Regions from separate parts of the Homo sapiens genome. Here region 2 is linked to region 1. A link is a contact called in ENCODE Hi-C or POLR2A ChIA-PET data. All regions are on one chromosome and are shown on one strand. The core of a region is the stretch at or near the end of the contact, and the rest is flanking DNA. Distances in the headings are between cores, read along the strand shown.

Region 1 (4,496 bases), core at 1,820-4,319:
AGAGCGAGTCACAGACAGGCCCTCCCTGCCCAGAGTGGAGGTACCACCAGACAGGAGGAGATGGCCTTCCCACAAGCAGTCCAGACTGTGGGCAGAGGAGGTGAGCTGGATTCTCAGGCCAGCCATTCTCACTAAGAACAGAACTTCTGCACACCCCCATGTCCTCTTGCCTCGTTAGGGTGGCCTCCTAAATGGTGTGTGAAGCACCAAGATGCTGTAGGGGATGTTAAGGTTGGCGTGCTTCTCTCGGAGGGACCCAGACTGTGTGCAGGGTGGTGGCAGTGTGGTGGCTGACAATCCCATCTCTGGCATTGCACCAACGGAGGTCAAACTACCAGCTGAGCTCAACAAAAGTAACTACCATTTATTGAGTGCTTACTATGTGCCAGGCATGGTACTAAATGCTTACATGCATTACCTCGTTATATCCTCACAACCACCCCAGGAAGAAGGTACTATTATCAGACCCAACTGCCTTCAAGGTAGAAGCTTAGAGCAGCCTAGAAACCTGCCCGCACCTAGGGTGATTTGATCCCAAAGTCTGTCTTAACCACTGCTCTCGGCCTCAGTCATACTGCCTCAGTTTCCTCATCTATAAAATGGAGACAACAATACCTAATCAAAGGCTGTTTTCTGGATTAAAAGGGATAACGTATGTAAACCCTTAGCACTATGCCTGGCACATATTAAGCACTATACTATTGCAATCCTTATTAATAAACACACTGATATCTCATTGGCTCAAGAATAAAAAGAGAAGGCGCCTCAGTAGGTAGGCATTTGATGGGAAAAGGAAGGGGAGGGTGGGGGAGGAGACAGGGTCTTTAAACAGCCAACAAATTTGAAACCCACTGGACAAAAAACCCTAGACTTCACAAACTCTGCCCCTCTATTCTCATAAATCATCCGCATGTCCTCAAAATCCCAACACTTCAGCATCCAAAGGATACCTCCTAAACTGCACTCAAAGTGCGTTGGGAAACATGGTCCCTATACAAACAGGTGACAGCCTTAATCAAGAGACAGCCCCAGATGAGAACAGCCTCCATCCACCTGAGAGGCCAGGTAAGGCCACTGCTGGTCAACCTGAAAGGGAAGGGCGCATTCAGATGGCAACAGCAGCCAGGACTCTTCTGAGAATAGGGCCCACCTTCTGCAGGGATGTGGATAAGGAGAGTCCAGGCCCAAGAGAAGGTGGGCCAGGCAGAGCCCTGAGATAAGAATCCTTCGTGACCACTTGGTTTAAACCCTAGCACCCCATGCAGGTTGTGGCACAAGGCCCCCACCCAACAAGAGAAACTGAGTCAGGAAGTGAGAGCTGTTCATCTCTTTAAAAACTGGAAGCTGGGCAGCTGCGTGCAGGGTGATCAAGGGAAAAGGAAGTTTGTTTTGACCAAGTCAGGGAAGAATACGGGGCTCTGCCTGAGTATTAGCCATCATCTTCAGGCCAGAGTTTGTTCCACCTGCTCTTTGGAGTCCAGTGTTCCAAAGCACAAGTGAGAGTCCATCCGCGGCTTACTGTCTTGCAATGTGTCCATAAAAGTCACCTGGACATCCTCCCCACCCTGACCTCAGAAGAACAGAAACCTGTTCAAGTGAAATTGTCCTCCCAACTCCACCCTTTTCTTAGCACATAATCACAGTGTGCAAGAAAGGTGGGCCCAGATATGTTACTCTGGAAGACAAAAGACAATAGTGCCTAAGATATTACTAAAACAGGAAAAGGCTTCAGCAGTGACATACCACATTTAGTAGGGTGATGAAAATCTACCCCCTTGGACATGCAACTAGGACTGGCTTTGTAACTAACAAGACCCCTGCTTCACAGTTTTCTGAGCAAGGACACTCTGTCTCAAGTCACTTATACTCTCCCACTACCCGACTCTGTCAATAGTGGAGATGAACCTGAGCTTTGGGAAACATGGTCCCCATACAAACAGGTGACAAGGGCTGAGCCAAGGGCTCACTGACAGTGTGAAGATCTCAACTCAAAGATCCATTCAAATAAGGCTCCAGTCAACTCAGCAACTAGCTCAGACCAAATCACAAGGTCTGTGTAGTCTCCCTTAAAACATATTTTTGGGATTTTCTTGCATAATATAGGTCAAGTTACAGTGGAAAAAAATTCTATAAAAATGGATTCAAAGTCCACCTGTGTAAAGTCAAAAGTTGTATCCTCCCCAATGAAAGAGATTAGTTTCAAAGGATGTGAAACTAGTTCTCATACATTATAGGGCTGTACAATACTAAGAGTAATTACATTTTAAATGCAAAATACTGTAGCTACTAAAATGCCCAGAATATGAAACAAGTTGCCTAAGAGGGTTTCACTTTCAGGAGTAAAACATAAATGGAACCTTTCTGAATACTAAAAGCAGTTAAGAGGGCAGCATGCGCACACACAAAAGGCAAAGACTCGGTACCCTGTGAGCGGTCATGAGCAGAGCTCCCAGGGGCTGGGGGGTGCCCATCAGCCCTGGTTTCTATGACCCCCTTGTTCCACCAGGCAGGAGCCAACAGCAATTTAAGCTCCAACCTGGCTCAGGCCAGGCCTCCTGAGCTAGAGGGAAGGAAAGCTGCAACACCTCGGTGTACTCACACGACGTTCACAAAAGCAAGCAGGGCTGGGGGACCCTCCAGGTGTCCTGTGGGTAAAGTGCAGGATGGAGTGAGTCCTGACTCCACCACACTATCCTGGGGAAGCTCCCTGCCTGGTAAGGTGCTCATGACTCTCACCCGAGGTAAGAAGGCTGTTGTGAGAATGTAGGGATACAAGTTGGAAAGCAAAGCAAAAGTCTCTGAATCAGGACTATGCAGTATTCATGAATACATAAACAAATGAGAAGCATAAAACCATGCATGGAAGTGATAAACAGGGAATTCACGACAAGGGAGGGCACACAGTTGCAGTCACATTTTATTTCTGACCAATAAAAAAAAAATGGGTCTAAAGCAAGTGATGCCATTCATGAAGATTTGAATGTACACACGTAAAAATGGTTTCTTGAATCTTGTCTGTGAATAGGAAAGAGAAACATTGTGCTATATGGACACAAGGTGGCAGTGCTCTCCTAGCTACCTGACAAAAAATCCTCATCTCCAGAAAGCATGCAGGAGAAATCAGAAAATAAAACACAAGCTGACCCTCTGGCCTGCCTGCTAGCAGCTCTAGTGCGCACTCAGCTTCGGCTTCCTAGACCCCCCTTCCCCACCCCACCCCCACCAAGTAACCACTTCCACAAAGGAACATGATGAGCCTTGCCCAGTATGCTCGGCTCCCTGATCCCAAAGGCAGCCCTATTCAAGAGCAGGTCTCTGCAGCCAGGCCCCAGCTGAGACTCCCTCCTCTCAAGGAGCCCACCATATGCCCACAATGGGACAAAAGAGACAAATGAGGAGCCCTTTCGGTATCTAGTTTGGTGATCCAGGTTCATTCTTCAATCTGAAAACTACAGTTTCGTTATTGATCACCTTTACTGTTCGGGTGTGCTGCTGAGATACCTACTCACCTTAAGGATAAGCATGTAAGGGCCTGAAAACACTTCCTGTTTGGGGGGTGCCCAGGACCTCACTTAATGAGCCTCTACCGGCATGAACTTGCTCAGCCAGAATCACAGAAGAGTGGAATTGGGAGTAGCTCCGAAAAAGAGGCCCTGGAGAGTGATGCATCCTGCCAGTGACACAGCCAATACTGAAATGAAAGCCCTTGCGATAATATGTTTTGTTTTTAAGGGGCCTTGGACCTGAATAAGAGAAGCCACGAGGCTGAAATGGAAATAAAAGTTCAGCGGAAAGAAGCCGCTTCAGCCCCACACACATATGGGAAGTCACTCAAGGATGTGTGAGCTGAAACATCCCGAGGGCTCCATCCTCTGCTGGACACTCTAGAGACCTGGGCTGACTGTGCACTTTCAGGGAGGCAGTGAGGCTAATTTACAAACAAAAACACCACAAACCAGCACTAGACCAAGGTGCAGAAGCAAATCATTACACCCTCGTTGGCAATGAAAACATCCACGGCACGGAATAGTTTGATATATTTGGGTGCCAAGTTCTCTCTCCCGCACTCCATCACTTGTTGGCCTGACAAAGAACTAATCTGTCTTCCCAAAGTCAATCTCACCCCTGAAATTAGGGAGGGGAAAAAAAATCACAGTTTAAGCAAACAACAACAACGAAAGGTCCCCCAGTACAATACAAACTACATTTAAACTGGTCACATTATATAAAAAGTGTGCATTTAATCTTCAAAATAGTCAAGGCTCTAATCAGGTTAGGTTTTCCATAGTTTTAAGCAGGACTTTGTGGTTTTAGTGAAGAAGTCATGGTGCAATTGAAATCACTGTAAGAAATAAGTGACTTTTAAAACAAACACAGACACACACACTCCTCTTAAGAGTAATATATACACAACACAGCAGCTACATGGGTGTTCAGGCAAAGGGTGCATGAACGAGAAGCCCTCTGCTCCCTGCCCGATGAGAAAGTCCCCAGAA
Region 2 (4,239 bases), core at 94-2,593, 220 kb after region 1:
CCCATCTCTACTAAAAATACAAAAATTAGCCAGGTGTGGTGGTGGGCCCTGCAATCCCAGCTACTCGGGAGGCTGAGGCAGGAGAATCGCTTGAGCCCTGGAGGCGGAGGTTGCAGTGAGCTGAGATCACGCTACTGCACTCCAGCCTAGGTGACAGAGCGAGACTCCGTCTCAAAAACAAAAACAAAAACACTGAAAAAATAGCTTTCCCCCCAAAATTGCCCATTTCATCAAGATTTTCAAGTGCATACATGTGCCTCTTTTGTAAGACCTTGAAAAAAATACAAACATTGGGAATGATAGTATAAGGATAAAGGATATAAGGGTAGTATAAGGTTAAAAATAAACTTAAAAAACAAAATGCCAAAGCATGAAGAATATGTAGTGTTTGAGTTTGCCCTTGTTTTCAGAAGATATTTGTCATATTCAGGAAGTATCTTTTAATTTGCATTGAAGATATTTGGTTTTTGCTTTTTATTTATTTTTATTATTATTATTTTTTTTATTTTTTGAGACGGAGTTTCGCTCTTCTTGCCCAGGCTGGAGTGCAATGCGCGATCTCGGCTCACCGCAACCTCCGCCTCCTGGGTTCAAGCGATTCTCCTGCCTCAGCCTTCCCGAGTAGCTGGAATTACAGGCATGCGCCACCATGCCTGGCTAATTTTGTATTTTTAGTAGAGATGGAGTTTCTCCATGTTGGTCAGGCTGACCAACTCCTGACCTCAGGTGATCCACCCACCTCAGCCTCCCAAAGTGCTGGGATTACAGGCATAAACCACCGCGCCTGGCTGGTTTTTGCTTTTTAAATCAGGAGGAAGTGTTTTGTCAGCCTTTTTGGCATCTACTGAATTGATAGAATGATTTGGCTGTTCAAAGGTTCTGGCCTGTTATGATACTGGCCCTGGCATTCTCTCCTTCCTGCTTTTGAAGAGTTAACATCCCTTTTTAAGGAAATGATGTTGAGTCAGTGGTAGATGTTAAATAACATAGTAAGATACACAGATGGCAATTCTGTAGTATTTCTTCCCCAGTTTTTTGTTGAATGTTTTCTGTATGAAGTCAGTGTCTGGAAACCACAGCATGTAGTATGTACTTTTGCACATCCTAATTAAGAAGCAACAGAAGCACTGTGAACAGATTCTTGAGAGTTCAGCGGGCCTTGATGGGGGAAAGTCATGTGGCCATGAGTGTGTCCCAAGTGATGTTTCCTCTGACCTGCCGCAGCGCCCAGGCTTTGATCTCAGCCCCGTAGCCTTGCGTGCAAAGGACAGTTTTCATGTTTCCAGAGTGCGGTGGAACCCACGAATGGGAGGGGCATTCAGCGGAGCGCTCTGCCAGAAGTTCAAGGTTGCTTACTGATAGCTCAGTCTTGTTTTTGTTTGTATCGTGATTCCTTCTTAACTCCTTCCTCAGAGATTCCTTTCTCAAAAATGTATTTGCATGTTCCCAGTATTAAAACCTCTGACCCAGTTCTGTGGTTTGGTCTCAGTACTTGTTCTGTGCAGTAGTTAAGTCCTTCCAGCCATCTTGCCACTCAGCTTAGAAAAATACTCTCCAAAAACATGTCTTTAAGGAGTCATAGTACTTTCGCTTCCCCATTCAGAATTTTCCAATGATTTGTAGCTAAAAATGACATTCTGTTAATTTGCACTTTGCCCTCATGGAGCCGTTTTTAATTAATAGTTTTTTAAAGGATTTGCAAAAGAAGCATACACATGTTGAAAAATAATTCTAGCTTGTCAGACTTGTGTTTAGTAAATTGAGAAGGTCACACGATCTTTTCTTATGTCCCCCCACCACTTCAAAGCAGTTTGATCTGTATCCTTGCCAGCCCTGTTCTGTGTACACAAATGCATACTATGTAATTATCCTTTTAATAAAAGTGAAATCATAACCACACATATTGTACAACCTGTATTTTTCAAGGAACTGTATTTGTTATTATAACTTAACTGAAAGTAAGCCATTCTTTTAAAGTGTCTCTCTTGTTTTCTTTTCTCATGTTCTTTTCATTATTCCTCTTGACTAGACATTGATGGATGTCACCTTTGTGCCTCCCTTCTGACATTGCAAATTTCTGATAAACATAGCTTAAGGCTTGGCATAGTGGCTTGTGCCTGTAATCCCAGCACTTTGGGAGCCGAGGCGGGTGGATCACCTAAGGTCGAGTTCAAGACCAGCCTGGCCAGCATGGTGAAACCGTGTCTCTACTAAAAATACAAAAAATTAGCCAGGCATGGTGGCGGGCACCTGTAATCCCAGCTGCTCGGGAGGCTGAGGCAAGAGAATCGCTTGAACCCGGGAGTGGAGGTTGTAGTGAGCCAAGATTGCGCCACGGCACTCCAGCCTGGCTGATAGAGCGAGACTCTGTCTCATTTAAAACAACAACAACAACAAAAAAACCCCAAAAAACCCCCCAAAAACCCCCACATAGCTTAAGATAGATTTATGTGTAGAGATTTTATTTTGAGAAATAAATTACTACTTTTTTTTTCCTTGCATGCAAAATGTTTTAGAAAGGGAAAGACATCAATTTCTTCATTCACGTTCTAATAATTTAAAGTGAGTATTTTTTCCCAAATAGCACAAGACCAGTGTTTAGTTTCCAAAATTAAAAAAAAAAAAAAGACTCATTAATGGTTCCTTGAAGGCTGGACTGGTACCAGTCTGATGGCATTTGTGTGCTATTTAACTTGGGGCCGTTGGCGATTGTTGATGCTAACTTGCCCAAGAACAAATGGTAAAAGTTGATGTCTCAACATAAGGATTTTCCAGTGAAAATCTGGCTAAACTGTTGGTTGCCTTGCACGTTTTTCTTCACAAGGGAGGGCCAGGCTCATGGCTGGGGCTGGGATGGCTGTTCCCAAGACAGCCACTGAGTCAGGCTCTGGGTTCCCTTTATTGTGGAACATATGCATAGGTACAAGAGTGGATAAAACATAGCCGTTTAATAAATAGTAAAAGAAACATCTGTGTACCTGCTCATATCCCAGTTTGAGAAACAGAATGTGACCGGCTTTTTGAGAAGCACCCTCCCCGTGTGCTAGTACATTTTTAAGAGGCTTTAACAGAAAGTGACTTATTTATTTATTTTTTTTAAATCAAAGACCCTGTGCTAGGGAATATGGAGTTTAAAAGTTATCAATGGAGAAATCCCAACTGAGTGCAAATCACTTTTTTTGCTTTTGTTTTGAGATGGCGTGTTGCTCTGTTGCCCAAGTAGGACTGCAGTGGCACAGTCATGGCTCACTGCAGCCTTGACCTCCTGGGCTCAAGGAATCCTCCTGCCTCAGCCTCCTGAGTAGCTGTGACTACAGGTGTGTGCCACCACGACGAGATAATTTTTTTTTTTTTTTTTTTGTAGAGACAAGGTTTCACTATGTTGCCCAGGCTGGTCTTGAACTCCTGGCCTCAAGTGATCCTCCCATCCCAGCCTCCCTACAGGTGTGAACCACCGTGCCTGGCCCAAAATTGCTTTTTATTTATTTATTTATTTTTGAGACAGAGTCTCACTCTGTCATCCAAGCTGGAGTGCGGTTGCACAGCTCACTGCAACCTCAACCTCCTGGGCTCAGGTGATTCTCCACCTCTCAGTCTCCTGAGTAGCTGGGATCACAGGTGTGCACCACCACACTTGGCTAATTTGTGTGTGTGTGTGTGTGTGTGTGTGTGTGTGTGTTTTGTAGAGACCACCCTATTGCTCAGGCTGGTCTCGAACTCCTGGGCTTAAGTGACCTGCCTGCCTTGACCTACCAAAGTGCTGGGGTTACAGGTGTGAGCCACTGTGCCTGGCTGAAAAGTTTTTTTATAGGTGTTCTAAAATACTATCTTTCAAAATACTTTGTAGAAATGGAGAGTGGATTTTTAAAGAATTGAGGGTGCAGTTTGTGACCCTGCCTAGAGACAGGCTGGGGCCTTGGAGGCAGTCCATAAAAATGAAGTAGTAATAGAGCAAATTCTAGGATTGGGCATGGCTGGGTGAAAAATAGACTCCATTCATGCAGAGTACCTCCTGCTAGGTTTGTTATTACTTTTAATTTACCATTTGCTTTTCTCCAGCTAGGTCTTGACTCCACTAACGGGGACTTCTCATACGGCTTTGAACTTGGACCTTGGTGCATAAGCAAATGTAACTCAGCGAATTGTAATGGAAAGCATATGGACAGGTCTACGCCACATCACTTAGGTGCGTGTAAAACACAATCTCCAGTTGTGTTTCCTTTTCCTTTTCTTACTTTT

Evidence for each region. A loop is a pair of places that touch in the nucleus more often than their neighbours do. ChIA-PET counts read pairs that join two places held with the same protein, here RNA polymerase II (POLR2A). Pooled maps may share reads with other maps.
Region 2: a pooled map shows a loop between it and region 1 (4-fold over the local background). The contact joins two enhancer-like sites. A Hi-C loop is called at or near these places in 2 of 168 maps with a recorded cell type or tissue (A673 and CD4-positive, alpha-beta memory T cell), 11 of 37 single-sample maps with no recorded cell type and 13 of 50 pooled maps. POLR2A ChIA-PET finds 5 or more read pairs at or near these places in 4 of 52 experiments (GM12878, K562, MCF 10A and 1 more).

The regions. Positions count from the first base shown.
Region 1 is chr20:5,191,069-5,195,564 of GRCh38, reverse strand. It overlaps CDS2 (CDP-diacylglycerol synthase 2), which reads right to left. Exons shown (of 13, transcript NM_003818.4): 13 at 1-4,496. Among named protein-coding and RNA genes, the nearest start is that of CDS2, 66 kb to the right of the region's middle. RefSeq lists enhancers at 2,465-2,514, 3,288-3,377. Within about 2 kb of position 3,069, at least 11 of the 41 ENCODE cell types and tissues checked have a DNase peak (open chromatin) inside an H3K27ac peak, as active enhancers do; they include OCI-LY7, where a contact is called at or near this core.
Region 2 is chr20:4,970,740-4,974,978 of GRCh38, reverse strand. It overlaps SLC23A2 (solute carrier family 23 member 2), which reads left to right. Exons shown (of 17, transcript NM_005116.6): 2 at 4,060-4,186. Among named protein-coding and RNA genes, the nearest start is that of SLC23A2, 29 kb to the left of the region's middle. RefSeq lists enhancers at 1,093-1,402, 658-1,857 and a silencer at 1,470-1,670. Within about 2 kb of position 1,343, at least 27 of the 41 ENCODE cell types and tissues checked have a DNase peak (open chromatin) inside an H3K27ac peak, as active enhancers do; they include OCI-LY7, where a contact is called at or near this core.